Regions from separate parts of the Homo sapiens genome. Here regions 1, 2 and 3 are each linked to region 4. Evidence: chromatin contacts called from ENCODE Hi-C or POLR2A ChIA-PET data. All regions are on one chromosome and are shown on one strand. The core of a region is the stretch at or near the end of the contact, and the rest is flanking DNA. Distances in the headings are between cores, read along the strand shown. Region 1 holds the start of AHI1-DT (AHI1 divergent transcript). Region 2 overlaps ARHGAP18 (Rho GTPase activating protein 18). Region 3 overlaps LOC101928277 (a long non-coding RNA gene). Region 4 holds the start of STX7 (syntaxin 7).

Region 1 (3,207 bases), core at 562-3,061, 3.0 Mb after region 4:
GTAAATAATTACAAATAAAATATATAAATCATATACTTATTTACTATTAACAGCTTAATACACAACTAAACTAATAAATACTAATATTATGTAATGATAACACAGCAAATACAGTACAGAAATCATCTCTAATTTTTTTTTTTTGGAGACAGAGTCTCGCTCTGTTGCCCAGGTTGGAGTGCAGTGGCACAATCTCAGCTCACTGCTGCCTCCGCCTCCTGGGTTCAAGCAATTCACCTGCCTCAGCCTCCCTGGTAGCTGGGACTACAGGTGTGGGCCATCACACCCAGCTAATTTTTGTATTTTTAGTAGAGATGGGGTTTCACCAACATTGGCCAGGCTGATACTGAACTCCTGACCTCAAGTGATCCACCCACTTTAGCCTCCCAAAGTGCTAGGATTACAGGCGTGACCCACTGCGCTCAGCCATCTCTAAATCTTAATATGTACTACAGCAAACATGATAGAATTAACGGCTAATATTTGATTAGTAACCTCTGCAAAAAATCAGATAGGACTTTAAAAGACACCTCTGATTCTTATATATTCCATTATTTTACAACTTCTCCCTCACAAACCCTTTCACAGGAGCGTCTAAGAGATATTACACAGGAAAATTAAATGGATTACATTTCATCTCATTTTATTTTACAGACAACCTGATTATCAGCCAATATGTGGCTCAATATCATTGGGAGAAAAAACTGAGAGGCTTGATAATTCGCTCCTTAACCAAATGTTATCGCAAGGGAAAAAAAGACAAACAAAAATCCTGTATACAAAATTCAATGAATAAATCAACAAGATTCTTCATAAGTAAACAAGATTCTAACTTCATAAATATTATTCCTCATAAACAAGATTCTAGGTATGGTTTAAAAACACTTTTGGTATTTGAATTTCTTTCAAGCATTCTTTAAAAAATTTCCCAGAGTACTCATAAGAAGCAATCTTCCTCCTAACGCCCAAGCAGTAACAGCAACTGTTAATGCAACAGGTGAAAAAATCGTTGGCATCTCTTTCTCAAAAGAAAGGGGAAAGCTTTATTTTCACAATAGATGTTTTTACAGGAATGCTAAACGCAGCACAACCTTTGATAAGGATTCTTAAATGGTCTACATTTTTGTTCTATTTTTATGCATCTCGAAACAACCCTATTAATATAATTTGGCTCTTATAAATATAACAAATTGATCACCTTTTCTCAGACATAATTAAGAAGGCTTTGACAGGTTGAAGATTCAGCCCCAGGTTGACACTCTAAAAGGAAATAAACACACTCAGTACACATCTGATTTAAAAGCATTTAAATAAGAATCGGGAGTAGGAAAGGCAAAGATTGAATTCTCTATCAGAGCACCATGCTCAACTCTCCGGGGACACGGAGACCAGTGAAAGAAGCGCAAAAGTACGGTGAGGACTCTCAGAAATCGCATTCCCCCGGGACACCCGGCCCACGCTCGTCGGTCACTACGCTATCAGCCTCCGCGCTCTCGGACTCCAGCAGCCCCGACACGCCGCCCAGGAGAGGGCCGGGCAGGCCGAGCACCCCGGCCCGCGCTCCCGCCACCAGCGCACCCATGATGTACTCACGGAGAGGGGTACGCAGAACCGCCCGTCCCGCCGGAGCCGACACCCGGAGCAGTGCAAATCAACTCCCCCAGCCTAGCGGCGCGTGCGCGAAGTGAGGCGGCCACGCAGCCACCTAACCCGCCAGCGACCCGTGTCCTGAAAGCAAGCCGCGGCTCTGTGCCGCAGTGCGGACAGCGCGCCGCCTGCTGACGTCAGCGCCTGCCTACGCCGCCGTTCCCATGGCGACCGATGCGTCCCGCGCTCTAGGCGAAGACCGCGGCCCCGTCCCCGCGCCTCCACCGCCTTCTTCCAGGAGGAGGGGCCGTGCGGCGCCTGCCCGGGGGCCCTCAGGCCGCAGGCGGGCGCGAGCTTCAGGGAACTTAGGGGGCTCCCGCCTCCCCGGCCACGCGAGCGGGAACAGTCTCCTCCACTCGGAGCGGTAAGGGACCCGGAAATGCGCGGGTGCCCCTACAGAGTCTTGAGTTTTCCCCGCCCTCACCTCCGAAAATGCTCTTTTCGCCTTAGAATTGTAGCTAGCGCAGGGAAAAACTGACTGGGCAAAGGAAAACTGGGGAGGCTGTCATGGAAGCCGCCCAGAATAAGAAAATGAATGAATGAGGCAAAGAAACAGATTTGTCACTCCCCACGCGATCGCGCCCACAAAAGAAAACATGGTTTTAAGGCGTGGAAAATGAAGTTGTACTACAGACAAAATTTTAAGAAAAAATTATCCACTGTTCCTTTAGAGCTATCTCCCTGTGTGTGAAAAACAAAACAAAAGTTAAAACGCCATCCTTTTCTACACCTAATGCTCCCTCCCACTTTTCTGATTTCTGCCACAGGCGCCATCTTCAGCTCTGAGTCACCAGGGCTGGAAAAATACTAGATGCGCTACTCGTGGACTCGTGAATACACTCGTGAATACAGGCCATTTCCTGTACCTACAGCCACCCGCTGTAAGCTGTTGCTTCATTTGTACAGTAAGAGTTTATGGAGGCCAGCTTTTCCATTCTTACTGACATTGCCACACCTTACAAACTATATGTCTTGTGCTTCCCTAAATCCTGTGAGGAAGCAACGAGAAAGATTACTAATCCAATGCGTACCGAACTGAGCTGTTCAACTTTCCGTTCTAAACATACTCTCCTAGATTTCTATCTTGCTGTAAGCCACCACAATCCTCCCAGTGTTTTAGTAAGAACAGTAGAGTATCCTAAATGCATCTTATGCCAAAGCATATCCATTCTCTCTTTTTAACTTCCTCAGATGGGCCCTTTACCAGTTCTCTGACTCCAGTTTGACTCTTAAATTCTCCACACTGCTATCAGAATGACCTGACTAAAAATGTAAATCGGATAATGGCACTCTCCTGCTGAAAATTTTTGAAAGGCAATCTGTAAGAGAAAATGATTACTTTGCCTAGGATACAAGATTCTCCATCTCCCTGACTAGTTTCATCTCTCGTTAGCTTCTTGTTCCAATTTTATGCAATATTGAATCATGTGTACCATGCAGTTTTATGCAACATTGAATTATGTGTACCATGAAAAACAATCCATAGCCTTTCACGCCCCGTCCTTACTCATATTGTCCTCTCTTCCTGAAAATTCCTCCTTTTACACTCCTGCATCACAG
Region 2 (2,820 bases), core at 159-2,658, 2.8 Mb before region 4:
GACTCATTCAGATTCACCAAAAGTATGTGAAGTCGTAACTCTTTTTTTTTTTTTTTTTACTGCCTCCCCCCACCAAGACTTTCTCAGCCTACTCCCCTCCTCTAGGAGCTGCCAAATCACAATGCTCTGCTCCCCTATTCTCACCTGCTGGCATCAGCAGGAACCCAGCTCCCCGTCAAGACCCCCTCAGGTTCCTCCCCTCCACACAGATCTCTACTTCCTCAGGCCTTCCTGGAGTCCCAAGAAGTAGCTGACTTTTACCCAATTCCCAATCTGATGTCAGTTTTTAACACTTCCCAGTACTAAGCCCTTCCCAAGATAGAAAACCTACCTCTTCAAATCATAACATTTGCAGTTACAGTATCTTAGAGATGTCAGGAGTTAGAAGCCATGGACACCCTCTAGTTCAGTGGCTGTCAACCTTAACACACTTGTCTTTAACCTAATACCTATTTTATAATCTTCACCTTTATGATTCTGAAGTAAAGTTCAAGTAATTTATCTATACATAATCCTGTGTGTATGCATATGCCCTTTATGATAATATTAAGGAGAAATAAAGGAAAATAATTTAAAATAGGTTTCTCAATATGTGCCTGGACACTAACAGACATAAAATGAAGTGGTCAACTGTTTATTATATTTACCTATAGAATGAGTTCACATTTGGAAAAAAATAAGATCAGAAAACATTCTGCATGAGAAATACAAAAATTAAAAGGATAAAGGGACACGTGTGTTCATCTTCACAAATGAAGATGTGAATTAGGGCCAGGCGCAGTGGCTTATGCCTATAACCTCAGTGCTTTGGGAGGCTAAAGTGGGAAGACTGCTTGAGCCTGGGGGTTCAAGATCAGCCTGGGCAACAAAGCAAGACCTCATCTCTATAAAAAAAAATTAAAAATTACCCAGGTGCAGTGATGTGAGCCTATAGTTCTATTAATAGCTACTCGGGAGGCTGAGGTGGGAGGATTGCTTGAGCCCAGGAGCTAGAGGCTACAGTGAGCTATGATCGTTTACCTGCACTCCAGCCTGGGTAAACAGAGTAAGACTCTGTCTCTAAAAATAAAAAATAAAAAACTTGAGTTAGATTAAGCAGAGGTGAGACTGACTTGTACATGACATCTTCTCAGGAATGCCAAATAGGTCATTCTAGACACCAGACAATTCTTTGTTTGGCAAGTCTGTCCTGAAATTGTAGAATGTCTAACACAGCTGGAACCTGCCCTGCAAATGATGGGACAACATAAAACACCCCCACAAATTCTCAAAATACCCTTTAGAGGGCACTACTGAGAAGTACTGATCTAGTTCACCCCATTTTGCCTCTGAGAACACAGAAGTTCGGAGAGGTTAAGTGATTACAACACTCACAGCAGGAACAGGTCACAAACCATGACAAAGTGGGTTCCAGAAACCAGTCTCATATCACCACCCACACGTACACGCGCACACACACACGCTTCCTCTCCCCTTTCTTCTACTCCTGGCTCAGATTTTTCATCTATGTCCTCTGCAATCATCGCCATTCAAATTTAACCGTCTGTGTCCCTCTGACCCCACCCATCCCAGGTTCTTCTGAATTGTGTGTGCCAACCTTACTCTCCACGGTACATCAAGTCTCACTAATGTGGCCACAACCTTGGCCTTAACTCAGATCACAAAGATCTCTAACTTAGCACAGCCTCCTCACTGTCTCTGGGACCTTCCAGTTCCATCCCTTTATGTCAGTTCCTTCCTTCCCACTCCCAACTCAGCACCCAAGAGAACTCATTCAGCATTGCTCCCTCAACATTACCCATTATGTGTAACATGGGTCTTGGTTGACACCCACTGTTGGCTTTTTCCTTAGTCCTTACTACACAGAAGTGTGACGTATATTAAGTTCCATATCTACACAGGCTTGCAATACTTCCTACTCACCAAACACAGTACGATTCTATTCAGTGTAGTTCTAGTTGTTTAAACATTTTTTTCCAATGGCTGTCCCCAGTATGCTGAGCTAATGCCTAATTCAATCAACCTATAGGAAACAACTTTGCTTTTATAATAATTAGGCAATAAATAATGAGGATGCTCCTTCCAATAATGTCTTTGTTCATGCTCTATGGCTAAGAAGAATGCCCTCTTTCTCAAAAAACATATTTCCTTCAAAATCTGGTTCTTGTTAATATCCTCAGTAAAGCTTTCAAGACCTTAGCACATATTAATCTCTGAATTCTCAACTTATTAACAACGACAGACTTTCAGAGAAGAAAGAAATCTACAGATTACCTAGTCAAGTCATTTTATTTTACAGATGGAGAAACTGGAACTCAGAGAAGGGAGCAAGCAGTCTCCAGTGATATAACCAGTTGTCTGCAGAGAAAGCTGAAACATGGGTCTCTCCACTTCCTGCCCAGTTTCTTTTGAATACACCAATGACTCATTTCATAGCATTTACAGACCTTTCAAAAGATCAGAATTGTTTTTCTTTAAAAATATGCTTCTGCATAAATTTTAGAAAGATAAGTCTATTATGCTTCACAATGTCCTTCATCTAGTGCTTAAAAATGGAAATATTTTTGTTTGCTACGTATTTTCATACTACATGGAAATTAATACAAATATCCAGTTCCTATTTCCCTTGTTAATTTCTTTCTCATTTTTTTTTCCCCAAGTCAAAAGCCATCTGCAGCTTGCTTCCCAGGACAAAATAGTCATGCCAAAAAAAAAAAAAAAGTCTTAAATAGAGTAGCCAAATCAATGTCCCAAATGAAGGTTAAGTTGTACAGCATTTTGGTTTCAAACCAGGTTTATTTTAAAAGTGTTTTTTCTCTT
Region 3 (3,305 bases), core at 86-2,585, 2.4 Mb after region 4:
ATTTCAGGAGTATATTCAGAGAACTTCAATGAAACCATGTTAGTTGGCCGGGGGTGTGGCTCATGCCTGTAATCCTAGCACTTCGGGAGGCTGAGGCAGGTGGATCACTTGAGGTGAGGAGCTCAAGACCAGCCTGGCCAACATGGTGAAACCCCGTGTCTACTAAAAATGCAAAAATTATGGCCGGGCATGGTGGCTCACGCCTGTAGCCCTAGCACTTTGGAATGCCGAGGTGGGCAGACTGCCTGAGCTCAGGAGTTCGAGACTAGCCTGGGCAACATGGTGAAAACCCGTCTCAACTAAAAATACAAAAAATTAGCCGGGCATGGTGGCACACGCCTCTAGTACCAGCTACTCGTGAGGCTGAGGCATGAGAATCGTTTGAGCCCAGGAGGTGGAGGTTGCAGTGAACCATGATCGTGCCACTGCACTCCAGCCTGGGCAATAGAGTGAGATACTGTTTCAAAAAAAAAATTAGTGGGGCGTGGTGGCACAAGCCTGTAATCCCAGGTACTCAGGAGGCTGAGGCAGGAGAATCACTTGAACCTGGGAGGCAGAGGTTGCAGTAAGCCGAGATTGGACCACTGCATTCCAGCCTGAAAGACAGAGCAAGACTGTCTCAAAAACAACATAAAACAAAAAACAAAAAAAAAGAAGAAAAGAAGGAAAACAAGAAACCACGTTAGTTGTTCTGTCATTTTTAGTTAATTTTTTCATTCTCACCTTATGTTGCTAATTCGACATAAAACTAATTTGAGAAAGGATAAAATAAGCTTCAAGCTATAACTGAAGCTTTATTTGCAAATAGTAAGCCAACATATCCAATAGTTCAGACGCTGTGACAATGTATCAGGATTCTAGGATCACCAGGCTGCCTTCACTTTGCATCTGAAACCCGGAGTGAGTGAACAGCAGCAGGGCCCTCCACTGAGAACACAAACACACCTGTGCTTCCTATTTATAGTCACCTGCTGACTAATAATACCCCCACAATGACTTTCCCGTCAAACTTCTTTACTGTAATGTTTTAACCTATGAAATTCCCACTGTAACATAAATGTGTTTATCCCAATCTGTCTGTAACTGGGTGTAAACTGGGAGGTGCTGGAACCAGTTCGCATCAGCTTGCAAGAGCTGGGTAGCATCTCTTCCCAAAGTATGTTCAATGATGTTACACTTTTGGTTTAAAATCAGCATGGTAAAAATATTTACACCACAGAAAATGGCAAACGCTACAAATCAGGGCTTCCTAGACCCCACCTCCACCAGAGCTGAGCTTTAAACATTGACCGGCACAGCACTGGATACATACATCTGTTATTGCTTAACACAAGAAACTTCATCCACACTCCTTCCTGTTCTAGATTGAGTGCACCTGGTGAAAACCACAAGGATGCTTGTCCATGAAGATTTAAAGGTACAGAGTTCACTTAGAGATTAGCAACGGGGACATATTCTATATCCTCACCCCATAAGGTATGCAGGAGGAGAAATTATGCCAAAGTATGCTAGAATCCATGTAACTGCTTTCAGTGTCCAGGATAAGAAATCAAACATCCTCTGAGCTATGACTGTGTCTTAGTCAGTGTCAGGTTCTAACTGAGGTCTGAGGGGAGTCAGTGGGTGAGTGGTGGGTAGCTGGAAAAACACTCGAGGAATCGTAGACAGTTTCGACATGGCTTTACTCTCCCTCTGGGCACGAGTGAGCCCAGGTGCAAGCTGTATGTACAGCATCAGTAGGGTAATTATACCTTGTACAGACAATAGTGGGTCCGAGCCAAGCACAAGCTCATGTGGGTGATCACCTAATGCGCCTCACATGGTGTGATTACATAATGTGTGGAGTTGTGCTCCTGTGCTCCAAACTTGCTCAGTCATGCTGGACTGGATATCTACCTTGGCCTATTCTTTTTTTTTTTTTTTTTTTTTTTTTTGAGACGGAGTCTCGCTCTGTCGCCCAGGCCGGACTGCGGACTGCAGTGGCGCAATCTCGGCTCACTGCAAGCTCCGCTTCCCGGGTTCACGCCATTCTCCTGCCTCAGCCTCCCGAGTAGCTGGGACTACAGGCGCCCGCCACCGCGCCCGGCTAATTTTTTGTATTTTTAGTAGAGACGGGGTTTCACCTTGTTAGCCAGGATGGTCTCGATCTCCTGACCTCATGATCCACCCGCCTCGGCCTCCCAAAGTGCTGGGATTACAGGCGTGAGCCACCGTGCCCGGCCTTTGGCCTATTCTTGACTGCAGCAAATCCATTTTCCTTACACTCCACCCCCTAGGCTGAGCGAGACATAGGCTTTGGACACACAGGTCTGACATATAGGCCTTACATTCCACCCTGTAGGCCAAGGGAGTTCTAGTGGGAGACATGCCTGCAGGGCAGAACCCTGGATCCAGAGGCCACAGCAGTACTACAGGGAGCAACAACTCCAGGTTATGGCGGGCAACCACCCCAAGGTGACGTTACCCCAATGCTGCTTTATACATTAAGCCAGGTTTTTATTTTCCTACCTTTAGGGGCATTGGGGCAGGCAACAACAGGTTACCTTTTGTCCCCACACGTGGTTGGAGAAGGTCATCCTTCCTCCTTCAGGTCTTTCCCTATGGCTTGGCCCCACATGGAATGGTGACTAACTAGCTACTTCTGTAACTTGCAGGTAGTTAACCACAAGGTTAAGCCTCAATAAACTGCCCAGCTATTGGTGCAGATTACCATAGGTGTCACCACCTTGGTCATCACCATTCACACTGCCCTGAGTTCAGCCCATTAGCTACTTTGTCCATACCCGGTTTCAAACCATATGGTGCCAGTACTAGGTTGGACTGCAACAGCAGTCCAAGCAGCAGTAGCACCTTGGCTAGACCCATGACTAGGGGTGCCTCAGGTCCCATGGCCTTCTCTTGCATTAAGATTACAGATCCCGGCCGGGCGCTGTGGCTCACGCCTGTAATCCCAGCACTTTGGGAGGCCGAGGCGGGCGGATCACGAGGTCAGGAGATCGAGACCATCCTGGCTAACACAGTGAAACCCCGTCTCTACTAAAAAACACAAAAAAATTAGCCGGGCGTGGTGGCGGGCGCCTGTAGTCCCAGCTACGCGGGAGGCTGAGGCAGGAGAATGGCGTGAACCCGGGAGGCGGAGCTTGCAGTGAGCCGAGATCGCGCCACTGCACTCCAGCCTGGGCGACAGAGCGAGACTCCGTCTCAAAAAAAAAAAAGAATACAGATCCTGGCTGGGCGTGGTGGCTCATGCCTGTAATCCCAGCACTTTGGGAGGCCAAGGCAGGCAGATCACGAGGTCAGGAGAT
Region 4 (3,177 bases), core at 381-2,880:
CTGTTTATTATTTATCCCTACACCTCTGGAATACAAACAGGAGCTACTTCTGGAATATAAACAGGAGAGAGATGACCTTGTCATCCTGTGTAATCTACAGTGCCTGGTGCATAGTAAATGCTCAAGGAATGTGAGGGTGCTCTGTCTACATAAGTATCCTCTGCAAAAACTACATTAACTGTATTCTTTGGCCTTAGCTCTTTCATCACTGACCTTTTGTACTACTTGGTTTTAGTTCACAATACCGAGGATTGTTTTTTTCATACTTTCACACATGAAACTTGCAAATTAAATGGAATCACAGCAAACTTCACTCAGACTTACTGTGAATATTTTCTATAATTTACTTTTCAATCATCAGCACTTAAAGTTTGGGGTCATAACCAAAATAAGGATTGATTTTGTTATCAAGAGCAACATAAGTAACATATCTGAGGAAAAATTATGATGTTAATCAGTTAATATGGTATCATATTAACCTCTACAGAAACTGTGAAGTTAAGAGCATAATTCTTAACTAGTCACGAGTCTGAGGCCAACTTCTCAAAGTAGCCTATAAGGCCTGTCCACAACACAAAACACAGTTTAACACCGTTATCAGCCTCTGCCCAGGTGTGCTCAGAGAACCTGCAGAAGAAATGTCCACTTCCAACATTATTAAATAGCACAGCATTTCATAATTACTTTCTTTTCTTCCAGATTCTGGGCAAGTTTTATATATTATATATAATTATAGTCAGAATACAACGATCTGAGGTAAACAAAAATTAACGTATACAGATAAGAGCCAAACAAATGTAAGAAATTTGTGGGAAAAAACACACAGCATTTGATCAGAAATGCAACTTTTTTTCTTTGTCTGAATTTAAAGAAAGTAACTAGAAAACAAGGTGGAGGAAATACTAGAAATATTTTATGTACGTTTAAAGGTTTTTATGTAAATTAATTAAAGGTGTATACTCAAAGAATGTCAAAGTATGTTAAAGTCATCAAGCCAAATTAAAAAAACAATACTACGATCCTCTGAATAAATAAACATACACGGTTCGCCTGCTACAGCCATACATTTTTCAGTTCCTCTATATTCGGGAAGTTTAGTGTGTTTTTCAATCCGTGAGTTGAAAAGAGGAAGAGGTCATTTGGTCGTGTCTGGATTCCTGAGCTGGGCCCCAGCCGGCTCTGGCGCCCTCCCCGGGGTGCGCTCCGCCAGCCGTGCGCCTCCGGAGCTCTGCCCAGGGGACCGCGGCGGGTGCGTGGCTGGGTAGGCCCACCTGACCACAGCCGCGCGCACCCGGAATGCGGAACGCGCCGCGCCCTTGCACCCGGCCGGGGGGCGTGGGGAGCCGCAGGCGCTCCGGGAGCTGGGGCAGTCCCGCCCTTCCTAGCCTCCCGAGTGCCTGCTGCAGAGCGCAGGGCGGCGGCCACCTGACCACGCGCACAAACAAGAAGGCGCAGCAGCCGCAGGGGCACCGCGCCTCCCTGTCGCCCGGCCAGGGAGCCCCCTCCCCAGGGTCCTCTTACCTGGACCTCCACGGCTCCCTCCTACACCTCCGACCGCCGTCACCCACCTACCCCGGAGCCCTCAGCTGCAATTCTCAGCTGATGGGCGGTGGCGTGGGGACGCCCAGTGCGCATGCCCGCAGCACAACTCAGGAAGAAGGCGGGGTTCACCCCTTTTCTATTGGCCCGCGGGGCTGAGTGACAGCGGCCCTCACCGCCCCTCCGGTTCCAAGCTAAGGAATGGGGGTATCAGCAAAATTGCAAGGGAGCTGTTCTTTGAAGCCTGACGTAGAGATGGTGAACGCCTCTTAGCCTGCGTGCAAAAAAGGACAGAATGGAGGACAGTTGTCTTCTTTATCTGGTGAAGCCAGCCTTCTTGCACGCGGGTCTTCACCCCGCCCCATTAGCTCTTGCCTGTCTTGTTTGCTAACCTTTAACTGCAGTAGATCGCGTTGACAGCTCTATCGAAAAATGCAAAGGCGAGTACACAATCCTAGCAGGAACAATGAAGGAATAAGTGAAGAGTCATCTCTGGGTGCTCACTTGTAAACAAGTTTTCCTAGTACATACAAGTCATTCTAAGCATTCCTGAAAAGCAGGGCGTAGTTTTCACAGGGTTTAAAACAAGCAGAGACAGTTCCAATGATAAATATGCAAATATATTGTAATTGTTAGATGAAAAGCATCAATTGCTACAAATGAAAGAAAGCCCTCTCCAAATTAATTAGAAGATAGATTGGCTTAGCCTTTGCCTATATTAAGGCAACACTATTTTCTAAAATGATTACCCGGATAGGTGATATCAAAAGTCCAGACGCACTTAGGTGGAAAAAAACAAAACCCAGGATAGAATTCTGATTGGAACTCACCAACACTAAGTGTGGAATGTTGTCTGCTTAAGAGAGATGGACAGAGAAAGAATAACCCTGAAAACGAGTAACCCACAAGATAGGAAATAAACCAGGAAAAGGTAAACTAGAGAATGAAGGAAAAAAGGAGGGAATTGTCCATGATGTCACCTGTTACACAAAGTTCAAGTAAATAAAGAACTGAAAGTAGTGCATTGTACTTGAGAATTAGGAAGTGGCTGGTGAACGTAGGAAGAAACATTTCAATCATTGAAGGAACACATGAAAGGATCTTACATCCATGTGAGGTTTAGTGCACTTTCCAAATACCCATTCATATTACCTTTGATAGAACTCTGGGCTCCGGGGAGGGAAGGTACAATGCACTACAGAAGAACCTGAGATTAAGTGGCCTCTTCAAGTTACCCTGATAGTTACTGACTATGCTGGGCCCAAAACTTAGCTGTCTGAGCCCTCATCTTGGGCTCATTCCAATTCCTTGTTTTAAAATATGTTATGAGTGGATTCCTTCCAGGTCTTTTGAAAACTTAGAATAAGATTTCATCCTTTGGTATTCAAATGGGAAAAAAAAGAATTATAGTCTAGACAAACTTGCAAAATTTAGAAGTATTAAGATAAATGAATTACTAAGAGTTCCTGACACAGTATTCCATCTGTGAATCTGGCTGCTACCAAGTTAAATTCAGCCAGGTGTCTTGAAAGTGGTAGGGCTTTAAAAGTCTCCTAATTTGATGAGTGATAATGTCACATCTCCCAAAATAAATCATTTCCATGTGCAGAAGTTACCTATGACTGAAAGCTTGTAATT

Evidence for each region. A loop is a pair of places that touch in the nucleus more often than their neighbours do. ChIA-PET counts read pairs that join two places held with the same protein, here RNA polymerase II (POLR2A). Pooled maps may share reads with other maps.
Region 1: a loop to region 4 is called in a map of B cell, with 18 times the contacts of the local background. The contact joins the promoter of AHI1-DT here to the promoter of STX7 in region 4. A Hi-C loop is called at or near these places in 2 of 168 maps with a recorded cell type or tissue (B cell and naive thymus-derived CD4-positive, alpha-beta T cell) and 9 of 50 pooled maps.
Region 2: a loop to region 4 is called in a pooled map, with 2.3 times the contacts of the local background. The contact joins the enhancer-like site here to the promoter of STX7 in region 4. A Hi-C loop is called at or near these places in 2 of 50 pooled maps.
Region 3: a map with no recorded cell type shows a loop between it and region 4 (6-fold over the local background). The contact joins the enhancer-like site here to the promoter of STX7 in region 4. A Hi-C loop is called at or near these places in 3 of 37 single-sample maps with no recorded cell type and 1 of 50 pooled maps. POLR2A ChIA-PET finds 5 or more read pairs at or near these places in 1 of 52 experiments (CD4-positive, alpha-beta T cell).

Annotation. Positions count from the first base shown.
Region 1 is chr6:135,495,990-135,499,196 of GRCh38, forward strand. AHI1-DT (AHI1 divergent transcript) reads left to right here and starts at 1,812. Exons shown (of 6, transcript NR_152842.1): 1 at 1,812-2,011; 2 at 2,415-2,528. AHI1 (Abelson helper integration site 1) reads right to left here and starts at 1,751. Exons shown (of 29, transcript NM_001134831.2): 1 at 1,594-1,751; 2 at 1,199-1,260. RefSeq lists silencers at 1,462-1,521, 1,872-2,091.
Region 2 is chr6:129,670,648-129,673,467 of GRCh38, forward strand. The region is part of intron 1 of ARHGAP18 (Rho GTPase activating protein 18); the gene reads right to left. Among named protein-coding and RNA genes, the nearest start is that of ARHGAP18, 38 kb to the right of the region's middle. RefSeq lists a silencer at 2,285-2,424. Within about 2 kb of position 1,409, at least 22 of the 41 ENCODE cell types and tissues checked have a DNase peak (open chromatin) inside an H3K27ac peak, as active enhancers do.
Region 3 is chr6:134,869,821-134,873,125 of GRCh38, forward strand. All of the region lies in intron 2 of LOC101928277 (a long non-coding RNA gene), which reads right to left. Among named protein-coding and RNA genes, the nearest start is that of ALDH8A1, 79 kb to the right of the region's middle. Within about 2 kb of position 1,336, at least 3 of the 41 ENCODE cell types and tissues checked have a DNase peak (open chromatin) inside an H3K27ac peak, as active enhancers do.
Region 4 is chr6:132,511,486-132,514,662 of GRCh38, forward strand. It overlaps STX7 (syntaxin 7), which reads right to left and starts at 1,631. Exons shown (of 10, transcript NM_003569.3): 1 at 1,522-1,631. RefSeq lists enhancers at 879-1,380, 1,738-1,937 and a silencer at 1,098-1,587.